2 separate regions of the Homo sapiens genome follow, and region 2 is linked to region 1. Evidence: chromatin loops called from intact Hi-C (ENCODE). Cell type or tissue: OCI-LY7. All regions are shown on one strand. Links, peaks and the distances in the headings refer to the core of each region. The heading gives the core; the rest is flanking DNA. Region 1 overlaps SLC41A1 (solute carrier family 41 member 1). Region 2 overlaps SLC45A3 (solute carrier family 45 member 3).

What was found. A loop is a pair of places that touch in the nucleus more often than their neighbours do. Peaks named below come from ENCODE experiments on the same cell type or tissue, not always from the same donor. Only the 100,000 strongest peaks of a DNase experiment are listed, where the experiment ranks them.
Region 2: it touches region 1 in a loop (6-fold over the local background); 14 of 110 quality-filtered maps call a loop at or near these places.

What each region holds. Positions count from the first base shown.
Region 1 is chr1:205,789,583-205,794,835 of GRCh38, reverse strand. SLC41A1 (solute carrier family 41 member 1) reads left to right here. Exons shown (of 11, transcript NM_173854.6): 11 at 3,118-5,253. The coding sequence ends at 3,303. Among named protein-coding and RNA genes, the nearest start is that of RAB29, 17 kb to the right of the region's middle. RefSeq lists an enhancer at 3,145-3,204. In OCI-LY7, for the core only: CTCF peaks have their summits at 2,864 and 3,070 (motif pointing left); a DNase peak (open chromatin) is centred at 3,065.
Region 2 is chr1:205,654,494-205,659,964 of GRCh38, reverse strand. It overlaps SLC45A3 (solute carrier family 45 member 3), which reads left to right. Exons shown (of 5, transcript NM_033102.3): 5 at 294-2,114. The coding sequence ends at 731. Among named protein-coding and RNA genes, the nearest start is that of SLC45A3, 23 kb to the left of the region's middle. In OCI-LY7, for the core only: CTCF peaks have their summits at 680, 896, 2,003 and 2,215 (motif pointing right); DNase peaks (open chromatin) are centred at 854 and 2,234.

The DNA of each region.
Region 1 (5,253 bases), core at 1-5,000:
GCCAGGATGCCCTGCAGGGATGGGAGAGGAGGCCAGACTTGGCCTCTTAGACACTCAACCTCCTCTTTCTCTGTGTCAGGGCAGCTGATAAACACCAGACAAGGGTGCAGGAGAACAGATGGTAGTTCCAGTAGAGTCACCAACATGGTGTGTGACTTTGACCCTGTTCTTTTACTACCCTGATCCTCAGCGATACAGTTGTAAATTGAGAGGAATGGACCAGGGGTGGTAGTTTTCATGCAGGTGGTTGTAGGATGCTGAGCCTGTGGGGTTTGCATGCCAACCCCACTGGCCACAGAGCTCCACATGGCTCTGTTTTGCATGTTGAGCTTTCTCAAGAAATTCATTTGCATAAAGCATCCCATAGCTTGAAAAACTGTCAAAACCACTGCACTAGATAATCTGTCGGATCCTGTGTAGCCTTGCCATTCCATAATACCATGACACTTTCTCCCTTCTTGTATTATTACATTGTAAAAGCTTTTTATTTTGAAATCATTACAGATTTGTAAGAAGTTCTCAAAAAAAAGGTTCAGAAATCCCATATACCATTACCCAATTTCCCTCCATGGGAAAATAACATTTTGCATAACTTTAGGACAGTATCAAAATCAGGAAATTAGCATTGATGCAATCTGCAGTGCTTATTCAGATTGAACCAGTTTTACATGCACTCGTGTGTGTGTGTGCGTGTGTGTTCGTTCTATGCAGTTTTTATCACAAGTGGAGATTTGTGTGACCACCACTATAACCAAAATACAGAAAACTGTTTCATCACCACAAGGCTCCCTTATGCTATCCCTTTACAGCTAGATCCACCCTTATTATTACATTTTAAATTTTTATAGGTTTGATTTTTGAATAGTCACATAGTTCAAAAATGTTTTAAGGTTCATAGAGAAACCTCAGTGAAAAGTCTTCTTTTCTGTCCTCTTCTTCACAGCCATCTGTTTCTCTCCTTCACAGACCATCAGTATTATCCCTTTCTTGTGTGTCCTTCAAACCTATTCTATATTTATAAAAGTAAACATATATTTTTCTTATTTCCTTCCTCTTTTTTACACACATGTAGTATACTGTACACACTGTCTGCACCCTGCATTTTTCATTTAAGTTTATCTTTGAGATCATTCCATATCAATACATAAAGAGAACAACACCCTGATTTTCTTACAGCTCCATCATATTCTGTGATACACAGACCATAATTTTATTTCGCCAGTCCTGTATTGATTAACACCTATCCCTCCAGCCCCCTCACCCCCAGCTTTAGAAAGGTTGTGTTCGGACATCTTGGCAGGGGCGGGGCTGAGAATCAGCCATATGCTGTTGCCCTGCAGCAGTTAGCCAAGCTGCCACATTCCATTGCTAGTGGGTTCCAGTGCAGCACGTGGTGGGAAGATGGGGGTGGATATGCCAGGGGTCTGTGGTGGAGGTTTTCAGCTCATCCCTTGGCCTGAATTGGAAAGGATGAGCCTCAGTGCCATCACCCATGATGAATACCCTGGAGACATTCTTGCCTCTGCTGTCCTCTCTAGATCTGTGGAGGGCCAGAGCGTGACACTTGATCCCCTGTAAAGGCTCTTATTGATCCCTTTGCCACCTCCTCCCAGCTGTGTGTCCTGGGGCCTGCTCAAGAAGCTGGAATGTGAGGACAGCTGCTACCATTCCCTTCCTAGGGCATGTCCCAAAGGCCTCCTGGCCATGCTCTTTATTTGGGACCCTTCTGCAGCTGCTGGAAAGGGTGTGAAGTTATGGAAGGTAGGGGAGCCAAGGCCGTGGTAGCACAAGACAGCTGTGTGCAGAGCAAGGGAGAATGTGAAGAGTCATCTCTGGCTTCCTTGGAGAGAGGGCAGGATTCTCTCAGGCAGAGCCTAAAATTTAAAAAAAAAAAAAGAGAGAGGACAGGAGAGCAACCAAGATTGCCTAAAAATAGGTATCAGTTCTGGCTTCTGGATCCCTTAAGGGCTGTGGTTCCCGCATCTGGATCCCTTAGGGCAGAATTTTCATACCACAGTATTTACAAAGTATAGTCAAGGGTAAAACCTCCCAGATGACTGACTGTATTAGAGCTTGACCGTCAGAATCTGTTTCATTCTCACGCAGATGCAGTCATTTAGGGAGCCCAAATGTCAGGCACTGTGCAGATTCTAGGAGATTCAGGCCTGCCCCACCGTGGTATTCTAGATCAAGGGCATCGCCAACTTAAAAGCGCATGTAAATCTTGTTAAATGCGGACTCTGACTCAAGAGGTCCAGAGATTTTGCATTTCTAACAAGCACCCAGCTGTTGTTGATGCTGCTGGTCCTGGGCCCACTAGCGAGATTCTGATCTGAGTCATTCTTAATTATCTGTATTAATAGAAGGTAAGCAAGAACACAGATAAAATCAAAGCCACAGATCATGTCAAATGTATTTTGAATTGGTATGCATTGTCTGCTTTATATTAATATTGAGGTGACTTATTCACAATTCAACTTTATTAGGACTAATGTTAAAATAAACTTGCATTCTTTGAGCCCAAACAATGGAAAAGAATGGAATGAAAAGCCACAACAACAGAATGAAAAGGGTCAGGAGGAAGCCAGCTTGGGATGATCATCTGTTACTTAAGACAACCGCCAGCAGCAGCTTCAAACACTATCCTTATACCACTCTGCCGAGAGAAGACATCCCTTTAGGAAAAGCTGACTCCAGCAGCCAGCCCCCTGCCATGCTCCTGGAAAGGCCAACATGGCAGGAATTGGAGTGACCCCAGAATGAGGTGACCCAGAGTTAGAGGCAAGAGGGCTGAGTTTCTGCAACAAGTAGGATTTAGGTCAGGAAGCTCCTTGTTTGGTAAACTTGGGAGCAGAATATAATGCTGATGTGGGTGACCCTGGGTCGTAGCAGCATCTTCCTTTCTAAAGAGCTCTTATTGTGCCTGTTGTCTGCTCAAAGTGGTAATTGTGGGGTGGAGAAACACAGAGAGGTTGCTGGGGTGGAAAGAGGAAGATTAAAAAGTAAGGATTATGGCCAGCCAAGCCCTGTGATGCACTGAATGGGTCTGATCATGTGGCCTCTGGCTCCCCCTGGAGAGAGAGGATGGCTATAGGCTGGGCCCTTTTGTCTCCCCAGGTGCTGATTCTCCTGTACATCGCAGACTGGATGGTGCACTGGATGTGGGGCCGGGGCCTGGACCCGGACAACTTCTCCATCCCATACTTGACTGCTCTGGGGGACCTGCTTGGCACTGGGCTCCTAGCACTCAGCTTCCATGTTCTCTGGCTCATAGGGGACCGAGACACGGATGTCGGGGACTAGCTTGGTCACTCAACATTTTCCCCATCCCTCTGCACTTTCTATTTGAAATTTTTCTTTTGTTCCCCTGTCCCTCCTCCACCCCACACTCCCACCTCTTTCTAGGACTTCACTTTGATACCAAATTCTCATTATTTTCAATGGGAATTTTTATACATTGAGCCAAGTTTGTATAGCAAGAATTTGGGAAACACAGATGGCCTGAGATAAGCAGTACAAGTAGGTTTTTGAGACAATCACCAAGTGCAGTTTCATGGTGGGTGCCTCCAGGTGATGTGGACTGGAGCAGGGGAGTTTTGTCTGGAATCTGGGGACATGGGGTTTGGCTTTAGCAACCTGTCTTGGCCCTAATGAGAAACCCTTTGTAAGTGGGCTCTGGATTTTTGGTTTTGTTTTCTTTTTATCTGTTTTGTTTTATTTTTGGTTTTGGTTGAACAGAGGGACAGAAGAATAAGTAACACTCCCAAACACAGACATACTTTTGTAGAAGTGGACCAACTTCAAAGCTCTGGACAGGAGACACCTGCTCCAGGCCCCTGTGATCCCAGTTCTGTTCTCTTGCCCTCTGGACCTAAGCGTTCCCACTCGCAGAAAGAGTAAGGTGGACTGACTTTTCAATTTGTGCACATGCCTCTTGTTCAATGGCCTGGTCAACATCAACAACCCCTCCCTCTGATCATTTCCAGTTGATTGTCATATCCAGGAAAAAATGGAACAGTGCACTCTTCTCCCTGTTGACCCATGTCCACCTATTGGTTCCCCAAAATCCACATTCTCCCTGGGCCCAAATGACTTTGTCTCCCTGGGCCCAGATTCTTTGTCTCTCTTCAACCTTCATCTCAAATTGTCTCTAAGCACTACCTTCCCCAGAGCTTGCCAGGTTGGGTTTTGAGATTAGGGTCAGGTCATGGGTATGTGGAGAATGGTTTGGAGGTTGAGGACAACCACAGGTGTCTCATTGCTGCCATTTCTCCTGAGGACATAATCACTTGGTCACCTTGGACCCTGTCACTTCCTAAAATTACTCGTTCTGTCATGCCATAGAGGTCAGTTTTCCTCTTTCTTGGCTTCTACCCACAAACATTCACCAATCATTTATTCGTTCATTTAGCAAATATGCAGCCTCCGCAAGATGAGCTCTCCTGCAGACAAGCATGGTCTGAAACATTCTTTGAGCAATATTTATTGAGTGCCTACTATGTGTTAGGTACTGTGCCAGGCACTGATAAGCCAGTGGTAAGGGAAACACAGCTCTAACCTCACCTCATTCTCCAGGTTACAAAGGCCATGTGCCCCTTTGAATCTGGCAGAGAAAGTTTCCTCGTTGTAAGTATTTGCATCTACTTCAAGCCAGATTCTTCTGCCTCTTTCTCCTTTCCAGACCCCTACTCTGTGCAGTGCTGACCACAGCTAGAGCCACCGCCCCATTGCTCAACCAGTATTTATTTCCCTAAACGACCCTTCCTCACATTCCCTTCCCTCCACCTCTCCTTACCAAGCACCCAAAAGAGGATTTAGAACTAGCAGGGTGGACATCATCTGGTTGTTTCTACTTTTCTCTGCCTAGCACAAAATTGGGAGAAAACTGGAGCCTCCATCCGCAGTCACACGTGTACAGATCTGGGGATTTGGATGTAGGCTTTTTCTAACTTCTCTCTCAGAAGCTTCTACAGAAACCCTTCCATCTGTAGCCTCAAGGGCCCACCTCCAAGGGAAGGCTTAGGCAATGATCCTGTTTCTACCAACACTGCACCTTATCCCAGGAACCTGCCCTAGACCTCCAGAGACCATATTTTCTCTCCCTCCATTTCTACCCAGACCTCCAGGCCTCCTTCTGGAATCATAGAACCGTAGAATTGGAAGGAATTTTAGAGGTTTTCTAGTTGGAGTTGTGTCCAACAGAATTCATTAACACCAGCCTGGGCTTGTTTTTCCTCCTCCCTCTGGACTTTT
Region 2 (5,471 bases), core at 167-5,166, 140 kb after region 1:
ATCTGTGATATTGAGTTTGTCTGCCTCTTACCTGTTCTAAGAGGCTAGAGGAGACCTAGACTTCTGGGTTCACATTTGTCCCCGCCCTACCCCGTTACCCTTCTCCCACTCCTGAGGAAGGGTCCTGGTTAGACTTGGACCAAGTAGGGTCTCCATCTTCTCTCCTGCTCCTGATTCTCATGAAGTCCCATTGCCCCTGGGATGGAGGCAAGGGTCTGTTCTCACAGCTGGGGTGGTGCCAGTGCTGGGTACACACCTGTCCTCTTCCCCTTTTCTTCACCCCTCTGCCTTAGGTGTTCCTGCCCAAATACCGAGGGGACACTGGAGGTGCTAGCAGTGAGGACAGCCTGATGACCAGCTTCCTGCCAGGCCCTAAGCCTGGAGCTCCCTTCCCTAATGGACACGTGGGTGCTGGAGGCAGTGGCCTGCTCCCACCTCCACCCGCGCTCTGCGGGGCCTCTGCCTGTGATGTCTCCGTACGTGTGGTGGTGGGTGAGCCCACCGAGGCCAGGGTGGTTCCGGGCCGGGGCATCTGCCTGGACCTCGCCATCCTGGATAGTGCCTTCCTGCTGTCCCAGGTGGCCCCATCCCTGTTTATGGGCTCCATTGTCCAGCTCAGCCAGTCTGTCACTGCCTATATGGTGTCTGCCGCAGGCCTGGGTCTGGTCGCCATTTACTTTGCTACACAGGTAGTATTTGACAAGAGCGACTTGGCCAAATACTCAGCGTAGAAAACTTCCAGCACATTGGGGTGGAGGGCCTGCCTCACTGGGTCCCAGCTCCCCGCTCCTGTTAGCCCCATGGGGCTGCCGGGCTGGCCGCCAGTTTCTGTTGCTGCCAAAGTAATGTGGCTCTCTGCTGCCACCCTGTGCTGCTGAGGTGCGTAGCTGCACAGCTGGGGGCTGGGGCGTCCCTCTCCTCTCTCCCCAGTCTCTAGGGCTGCCTGACTGGAGGCCTTCCAAGGGGGTTTCAGTCTGGACTTATACAGGGAGGCCAGAAGGGCTCCATGCACTGGAATGCGGGGACTCTGCAGGTGGATTACCCAGGCTCAGGGTTAACAGCTAGCCTCCTAGTTGAGACACACCTAGAGAAGGGTTTTTGGGAGCTGAATAAACTCAGTCACCTGGTTTCCCATCTCTAAGCCCCTTAACCTGCAGCTTCGTTTAATGTAGCTCTTGCATGGGAGTTTCTAGGATGAAACACTCCTCCATGGGATTTGAACATATGAAAGTTATTTGTAGGGGAAGAGTCCTGAGGGGCAACACACAAGAACCAGGTCCCCTCAGCCCACAGCACTGTCTTTTTGCTGATCCACCCCCCTCTTACCTTTTATCAGGATGTGGCCTGTTGGTCCTTCTGTTGCCATCACAGAGACACAGGCATTTAAATATTTAACTTATTTATTTAACAAAGTAGAAGGGAATCCATTGCTAGCTTTTCTGTGTTGGTGTCTAATATTTGGGTAGGGTGGGGGATCCCCAACAATCAGGTCCCCTGAGATAGCTGGTCATTGGGCTGATCATTGCCAGAATCTTCTTCTCCTGGGGTCTGGCCCCCCAAAATGCCTAACCCAGGACCTTGGAAATTCTACTCATCCCAAATGATAATTCCAAATGCTGTTACCCAAGGTTAGGGTGTTGAAGGAAGGTAGAGGGTGGGGCTTCAGGTCTCAACGGCTTCCCTAACCACCCCTCTTCTCTTGGCCCAGCCTGGTTCCCCCCACTTCCACTCCCCTCTACTCTCTCTAGGACTGGGCTGATGAAGGCACTGCCCAAAATTTCCCCTACCCCCAACTTTCCCCTACCCCCAACTTTCCCCACCAGCTCCACAACCCTGTTTGGAGCTACTGCAGGACCAGAAGCACAAAGTGCGGTTTCCCAAGCCTTTGTCCATCTCAGCCCCCAGAGTATATCTGTGCTTGGGGAATCTCACACAGAAACTCAGGAGCACCCCCTGCCTGAGCTAAGGGAGGTCTTATCTCTCAGGGGGGGTTTAAGTGCCGTTTGCAATAATGTCGTCTTATTTATTTAGCGGGGTGAATATTTTATACTGTAAGTGAGCAATCAGAGTATAATGTTTATGGTGACAAAATTAAAGGCTTTCTTATATGTTTATTGGCATGTGTTTCTTTTAGGAGGGGGAAAGACCTGATCTTTCTACAACATTCTTAACTCTCAGTTCAGGGAGCCCTTTGGCTTTTGACAGCTTCACTTCCCAGTGGCCACCAGCAGGTGGAGGCATAGACCAGCACTCTTTGTGTCAATTGCCAATTGTGGGGGGTTGTGCTGCACCTTGGACTGGGGGGTTTCGGAGTTGGGGAGAGGGGGTCAGAAAGAGTCTGAAGTGTGGGGCAATGGTGGCATTTTCCTTCTAAAAGACCCCTGAGTAGGGATGGGCATGATGACTCACGCCTGTAATCCCAGCACTTTGGGAGGCTGAGGCAGGTGGATCACTTGAGGTCAGGAGTTCCGAGACCAGCCTGGCCAACATGATGAAACCCTGTCTCTACTAAAAATATAAAAAATTAGCCAGGTGTGGTGGTGCGTGCCTGTAATCCCAGCTACTCGGGAGGCTGAGGCAGGAGAATCGCTTGAATCCAGGAGGTGGAGGTTGCAGTGAGCCGAGATCGTGCCATTGCACTCCATCCTGGGTGACAAGAGTGAAACTCCATCTCAAAAAATGAAAAAAAAAAAAAAAACCCATAGTGTGGCCAGGAGATGGAACAAGCACCCATCACCCACAGCATGGGAATAGGGAATGCACTTGGCATGTGCACGATGAGGCTTTTGACCCCACTGTGCCTTGGTTCATGCCCCTTCCCCTCTCCTCCACCCTCGTGCCAGGTCCGGTCAAACTCAGAGTCTTCCCTGCCCTGCCATCTCCCCGATGCCTCCAACCTCGACTGGCCTTCCAGTTCCTTAAATTCCCAAGAGTTCAGTTCCGTTAATAACCTGTGCAAGGGCTTGTTTTACCTATTTTAAAAAAATGTTCTACATTTAACTTTTTTGTTACGGAAAATTTCAAATATACACAAGTAGGGAGCCAGATATAAAGAACCAAGCTGCAACAGTTATTAACATTCTGCTGCTTTGTTTCATCTTTCCCTTTCCCCCATCCCCTAGGGTATTTTTAAAGCTGGTGCCAGACAATTTAGTTTCACCTGTATATACTTCTGTATGTGTCTCTAAGAAATAGGACTGAATTTTTAACAACTTGATCACAATACCATGATATCCCACAAAGTATACAATAATTCCTTATCAATTATCCAGTCCATGGACAGTTTTCTCCAATTGCCTCAAAAATTCTTTGGTTGGTTTGAATCAGGAATCAACTGAGATAAACAAATTGTATTTAGTTGCTGTGTGTCTCAGGTTTCTCTTAATCTCTAACAGCTCCTCTATTCTTTCAGTGCTACTTATTGATGAACAATAATTTTTCCTACAGAATTGCCCCCATTCTATATTTGGCTGACCGTATCCTCAGAGTGGTGTTTAAGATGCTCCTCTTGAGCCAGGCACAGATGACTCACGTCTGTGGTCCCAGCACTATGGGAGGCTGAGCCAGGCAGATCACTCAAGCCCAAGAGTTTGAGACCAGCCTGGGCAATGTGGTGAAACCCCATCTCCACAAAAAATAAAAAGATACTCCTCTTTGTCCTCTTTTTTTTTCCCCTGTAAGCTAATAAGAGCTAGGAGGCTTGAATAAATTTAGATAGATTTATTTATTTATTTATTTATTTATTTATTTATTTATTTATTTATTTATTTATTTTTGAGACGGAGTCTCGCTCTGTTGCCCAGGCTGGAGTGCAGTGGCATGATGTCAGCTCACTGTAACCTCCGCCTCCCAGGTTCAAGCAAATTCTTGTGCCTCATCCTCCCGAGTAGCTGGGATTTACAGGCACGCACCACTATGCCCAGATAATTTTTTGTATTTTTTGGTACAGACGGGGTTAACCATGTTAGCCAGGCTGGTCTGGAATTCCTGACCTCAGGTGATCACCCGCTTTGGGCTCCCCAAGTGCTGGGATTACAGGTGTGAGCCACCGTGCCCAGCCAGATTTTTATTTATTTTTTGACAGGACTATTTCATAAGCGGAGCTGTGGAGATGGCATCATCTCATGTGGCACATCATGCCTCACTGTTCCACTTTCAGTGGGTTCAGGTGATGTCAGACTGACCCATCCATTATACGGTTTGTGGGTTTTTTTGGAGACGGGGTCTCACTCTGTCACCCCGGCTGAGTGCAGTGGTGCAATCATAGTTCACTACAGCCTCCACCTCCTGAGCTCAAACAATACTCTTGCCTCAGCCTCCCAAGTAGCTAGGACTACGGTGTGTACCACCACACCAGCTAGTTTTTATCTTTGTAGAGATGTTGCCCATGTTGGCCATTATAAAGTGTCTCATTAACCCTTCTCCTAAACCATTGATGATCATTGCCTAGATTCTATTGCATTAGATATGCAAATTTATGATTTTCTAGTTCTATCACTCCTTAATTACTTATTCGGTATGAGTCTTCCATAAAGAAAATGTTTTCCTCATTCATTATTTGATTATGCTAAAATATGGTTTGTATGGGAAAACTATGATAAATGCTTGATACTATCCCATCACTTACCAATTTTTGGAGTAATCAGATGATGCTCTAACAGCTACCAAAGGTGATCAGTGAGGTTATTGTTTTAAATTAATTATCATTACAAACTTGTGGATTTCATGCATTTGTGTTTCAATCCATTGCAGTTGGTATTGTTGAGGCTCAAGCTGTCCATCTGGGACCTCCTTCCGGATGTTTCCTGTGTTCTTTTGACCACTCCAGTAGCCTTTGATGTTTCCTTGATTTTAGGCACAAGATAGCTCAAGTTCATCTTGTCCATTTCCTGCCCCAGACATGGACTTGGCCATTTCTCAATCTCTGGTGCATGTCAGGGACCACAATCTGAGTACAGGGTTGCTACTAGGTTGGCCTTTTTTTTTTTTTTTTTTTTTTTAGGTCTTTTCAGTGGGCATAGCTAGGAGATGTTTATCTTTCAGAAACAACAAAAAGTAAGTTAATACTGATGTTCCAAGTCAAATTAAATATTGCAGGGTGGCTGGGCACGGTGGCTCATGCCTGTGATCCCAGCACTTTGGGAGGCTGAGGCGAGTGGATCACCTGAGGTCAGGAGTTTGAGACCAGCCTGAGCAACATGGAGAAACCCCATCTCTACTAAAAGTACAAAAATTACCTGGACGTGGTGGCGCATGCCTGTAATCCCAGCTACTTGGGAGGCTGAGGCAGGAGAATCACTTGAACCCGGAAGGTGGAGGTTGCAGTGAGCTGAGATCGTGTCACTGGACTCCAGCCTGGGTGACAAGAGCAAAACTCCATCTCAAAAATATATATATTTTGCAGGGGCCGGGCGCTGTGGCTCACGCCTGTAATCCCAGCACTTTGGGAGGCCAAGGCAGGCAGATCACGA